Regions from separate parts of the Homo sapiens genome. Here region 1 is linked to region 2. A link is an interaction called in ENCODE POLR2A ChIA-PET data of the cell type or tissue named here. Cell type or tissue: OCI-LY7. All regions are shown on one strand.

Region 1 (2,500 bases), 600 kb after region 2:
CCATTCCAGCTGGGACTCAGGGGTCAGTGGAGACTGTGTGTGTCACTAGCCTCAGGAGCTGTGGGGTTCCCAACAAGCATGATCAACAGAGCATCCTCTGGACCCAGTCTAACCCCAGGCACCTCCTCAACAAACGCCCAAAGACCAGGAGCACCTAGGAAGAGTGCAGAGGGGTGCTGAAGCAGGCATCAGGCCTCCAGGAGGCATCTTCACTGCAACTTAGACCAGGAGGATTTCAGGAGCCTCTCCTGGGAAATCACCAGGGGTCTCCTTAAAAGGTGCTAAACCTTACATTGCAACTTCTAGAGTCTGTGAATTTGGCCTTGGAGAAGGGCCATGGTTGCAGAGAGACCAGATACCAAGCACTCTAGAGAAAGAAATAGAAACAACAAAAAACACAATGACATTTGTTAGTTTAACACCATGGGGCATTTTTCAGGTTCCAGAGCGTTGGGAAGACCTATACATTGCCAGAAGCTACAAACTGCCTTCCACATTCCACTCTGAGGATGTAGCTGGGATGGATCTGGCCAGGGCTGGGGGGCTGTATATGTGCCTCTCCTTTGGCCAAACCCAGATCTTTCCAGGAGGCAGGATATAGTAACCAGGCTCCGGAGTCAGCCAGATGAGGGTGTAAACCCAAGCTTCACCATCGACTTCCTAGTGGTGTGGACTTGGCAAATTATTTAGCCTCTGGAAGCTTACGTACCCCCAGGTGTAAAATGGAGCATAGCGTGGTCATGAAGATGCAGCAAGCCGAAGATGTCTCTCAGCCCAGTGTCTGACACAGGAGGCGGCTGATCATTGCTGGTCATTGTTCATGCTGGCTGAGGTTTCTCTCTGTCCACCCCTTTCCTGGGCTAAGAGGCCCCTGGTAGCATTCACAATTGGTTATAAGACATTTATGTTATTCTAAAGATGGATGTTTTCCATTTCCCACTTCCTACCTCTTCCCTTCAAATCTGCAGCTTTTGCAAAAACTCAATGTTATTATCATGAACATTGCCAACTAGAGTTTTAGGATGTAAAAAAACCGAACTAAGTGAACGTGGGCAAAGGAGGGAAACTTCTCCCTGAAAGATAGAACTGTTCAGAGAAAATTTTGGAAGCTTAACTTTATTCCTAATTGAGGCAGAATTTTCTCAGCTTCGCAGATATGTATCAAATAATTATAGCTCAACTGCTATAATTCAGCACCTGGGCTATGGTGAAATTATTTTTTATGCATCACTTGAGCTGTTTGATGTTTGATTTATGCCTGGATGTCAAGGCACTAAACAGAGATCTAACACAGCGTCCCTAAGGCAGCTGCTATTGCCAAGTTGAGGGGGGTTGGTGTGTTAGAGACTAGAGATCACTTACCAGTGGCATGACCAACCACACCAACTATCCTAGCTGCCTGGAACCAAGGAGTTTCCTGGGATGCAGGACTTTCAGTACTAAAACTGGGGAAGTTCCCGGGTAAACCACAATGCATCTGTCACCCAACTTACCAAATATGTAGTCTGGCCTTTTTCGAAACAAGCAAAACCATATGTTAATCAGGGCAACAATGCACCCTACTAAAAAGCTGGATTTCCCAGCTTATCTTGCTGCTAGAAATGGTCATGTGATACAGTTCTGGCCAGAGATATGAGTAGATGTCCCAAACGGAGCTTCTGAGGAAGCTCTTTAAAGGGGGATAATTCAGCAGGTGCCTCTCCTCTTTGACCTTCCACTTCCTTGTGTTCTCACCTAGAATGAGGGTATGATGACTGGAGCTGCTGCTGCCATCTTGGGACGATGAGGTGACCTTGAGTGTGGGTATTATGCCTCTAGGATAGCAGGACAGAAAGCAAGGAGCTCAGGTCCTTGATAGTATTAAGAAGCCACCTTCCAGTCCTGGCCTTTTCCTTTTACGTCATTTCTTTAAGCCACTCTTTTACAGGCTTCTGTTCACAGCAGCCAAATCTGTAAAGTGACCAACTATCCTGGCTTGCCTGCGATTGTCCCAGTTTTAGCACCAAAACCCCTCAACACCTGGCAAACCAGGACAGTTGGTTACCCCAGAATGCGATTCCTAACACATACAGTTAGGATTTGAGGACTGGGTGGATTCATGTGGGAGGAAGTTTCTAAGGAAAAGCTGATCCTGAGGAGGCCCATGGATGTGACAGGATGGGATGCCACCTCTCCTGCCCTCACCAAAGGGGCTACAGGCCAGGCCATAGAGAACACGCATTGCTCTGTGCTGGTATAAAAATAAACATCATGAGCAAGTGCAGCCTCTGACAGGTAGACAGCAGTTACTCAGCACGAAGCACCTGGAAAGCAGGGTACAAGACCGTCAGTCTCCTTCCCTCCCTGAACAAATGGTTTTCGAACATCTGCTATGTGCCAAGCATGGTGCTTAGCTCTGGAAACAGAGTGGGATGTGAAAAAATCAATGCTTCTTACCCTTCTTGGGGAGACAGACAATGAAAGATCAATAAGTAAATATATAGGTAATTGCAACTAGAAT
Region 2 (2,500 bases):
CACGTGGCACCATGGAGAAGGGTGGTCTTCCATTATCTCCTTCTCTTTCTTGGGGCAAGGCGAGGCATGTGATTGTCCCCATCTGGAGCTTGGCCAAGCCAGAGCAGGGGATGTGACAGAGCCCTCAGCATGGTGACATCCCGGAGTTTTGACTATGGGGCTGCAATAGCCACAAGTGCACTGGTGTGCCATGCGGATGTTTCACCTTCGGGGTCTGCCTGGGATGAGCTGCCATCCCCCCTTCTTTGCTGCTGAGGCAGTCAGACCTGAATTGTCTCCACCCCACTGCCAGCTTCACTGAGGAGGAAAGAGAAAGAAAAGGAATGCCGAGGCCCCCAGACAGGAGGCCAAAGATACACAGCCCTCTGGGAAAGGGGGAGGTGGATGCCCAGAGGTGAGGAGTGCTGGCCTGGGGGACTCCTTCGGGGGGCTCCGGGGCTGGCTAGCTGCGGGTGCTGGGCCCAGCCCTGGGCTTGTGTGCCCATAGGGACTGTACCTTCCACATGAGGGGACGTGACCAAGCGGCTGCAACCACACACCTCCCGGCCGGGGCTCGACAGAGCAAGAGGGTCATGAGTATTTCTCACAGAAGGTGAAGTGTGCAGACACAGTGCCATCTGTGGCCTGCACGCTCTCCGGGCCCCTCCAAGCCACCCCCTCCGTCCTTTCTCAGGCCGGGTCCACCCTAGAAACCCAGTGTGTTGGCAGCAGTTTGCCCCAGATGGTCCCTGCTGCTCCCAGCACCTCAGCTCACCCGGCCATGCCCCAGCCTCCAGTGCACTTCATCACCTGCCCTAGAAGCAAGATGCTGAGACCTCGAAGACTGCACTCAGACCCTCAGAGCAAAATATTCGCAACTAATGTGCCAGCAAATTTCCCAAAGCCAAGTAAAACTTAGGATCCAGCAACCCTCCAGTGAGTCCCGAGCAAGGGGCTCGATGATGTGGTTTTGCTCTCCCTCTCCTCAGGCCACTCTGGGCAGGCAGTTTGTCACCGGGAGAGATGACTGCCCCCCCTCACTGGAGCAGGACTGGTGACCACACTGGCAGCCAGATGTTGGCCCAGCGTCGTAAATGATGCAGGACGGCTTATCGGCCACAGGAAGCCAGAGAGCCAGGCTGCAGCCACACAGAGTGAAGAAACAGGCTTGTGGGAGAGGAAGCTGCCCAGCCTCGGTTATGCAAAGTATACGGGGGTGCGGGGTGGGGAGCGGGGGGGCTCTTCCTCTATTACATAATTATCTCTGCATCCCTGCTGGAGGGAGGCTTGCACCTCAGCTGCACTTCCGAGTCACTTGGGGTGTCGAGTGCCACCCTAGGGATTCTGGCACAGTTGGTCTGCAGCATGACCTGGGCAGGAGGGTTTTTTAAAGCCCTCTGGATGATTCTAGGAGCAGCCAATGTTATAAACACAGGCTCCAGATTTAGAACACAGGCTCAGGTTCAGGAGCAGAGCTTCAGCCTACAGGTCCTGAGGGATCCCACCCAACTGCGAGGATCACAGAGACTAAGCTGTGAATAGTGCCCTGGAGTTGTGCAGTTTACAGCCTGTGCAACTGGACACAGCCGACCTGATGGGGGGCAGGGGAGAAAGTGAGCATCCAAACTACTTTGTTGGTGAAGAATGACATGGAGGTGCAGGTTCAGACCCCAGTGCTGCCACCTGTTCAGGGAATTTGTACTCGGTGCCTCCTGTGTACGGGCACTATGTACCCAACCTGAGTCATGCAGATGATATTTATGGGAGGGAGACAGAGAGAAAACAAATAATCCCGCACACAAATATATAATGACACATTTAGTAAAAACAGGCGGCAGGAAAGAGCAAGGGAAGTGTGGTGGGCAGAATAATGCCCTCACCCCAGTCTTAGAACCTGTAACTACTCTAGGCTGCTCGGCGAAGGGGAATTTGGGCAGCAGATGGAACAGAGGTTGTGAATCAGCTGGCCTGGAGATGGGGAGATCATCCTGGACCATTGGAGAGGGCCCAGTGTCCTCACAGGAACCCTTCAAAGTGCAAGAGGGAATGGGAAGAGGGGCGGCAGAGGGAAGACTCACCCCGAGGCTGCTGCCTTGGAAAGGGAGGAACCGAGGACCTGAATCCTGCCAACCACCCCAATGAGCGGGAAACAGGTGCTCCTTTGAGCTTCCAGAAAGGGGCACAGTCTGCTGACACCTTGACTTGGGCTCACTGAGACCCTGGACAGAGGGTCAGTGGAGCCCACCCAGACGCCTGACTTAAGGAGCAGGTGAACTAATCAAGAGGTACTTCAGGCCATGGCACTGGGGGTCACGTGTGATACTAGCAAACAGAAAACACACAGTCAAAGCCTCAAGCGAGAGTATGGTCTAGTTTGGGGGTAAGAGAAGCCTTCCTGAAGAAATGGCATTTGGGGTAAGACCAAGAGGAAGAAGAGAAATGAACTTGGCAAAGTAGGGAGGCAGAGAGAAAAAAGCGGGCCAGGGCCCTGGGCAGGAAGAAACCCACTGTGAGCAAGGGA

What was found. ChIA-PET counts read pairs that join two places held together with the same protein. Peaks named below come from ENCODE experiments on the same cell type or tissue, not always from the same donor. Only the 100,000 strongest peaks of a DNase experiment are listed, where the experiment ranks them.
Region 1: POLR2A ChIA-PET joins it to region 2 with 7 read pairs; 1 of 35 experiments calls an interaction of 5 or more read pairs at or near these places.

What each region holds. Positions count from the first base shown.
Region 1 is chr20:56,844,663-56,847,162 of GRCh38, reverse strand. No RefSeq gene overlaps it. Among named protein-coding and RNA genes, the nearest start is that of TFAP2C, 220 kb to the right of the region's middle. In OCI-LY7, no CTCF peak of the experiment used is centred here; DNase peaks (open chromatin) are centred at 782, 1,282 and 2,351; H3K4me3 peaks cover 2,086 bases; H3K27ac peaks cover 2,500 bases.
Region 2 is chr20:57,449,213-57,451,712 of GRCh38, reverse strand. No RefSeq gene overlaps it. Among named protein-coding and RNA genes, the nearest start is that of RBM38-AS1, 57 kb to the right of the region's middle. RefSeq lists enhancers at 1-232, 737-1,026. In OCI-LY7, a CTCF peak has its summit at 1,638; DNase peaks (open chromatin) are centred at 652 and 1,142; H3K4me3 peaks cover 1,902 bases; H3K27ac peaks cover 2,176 bases.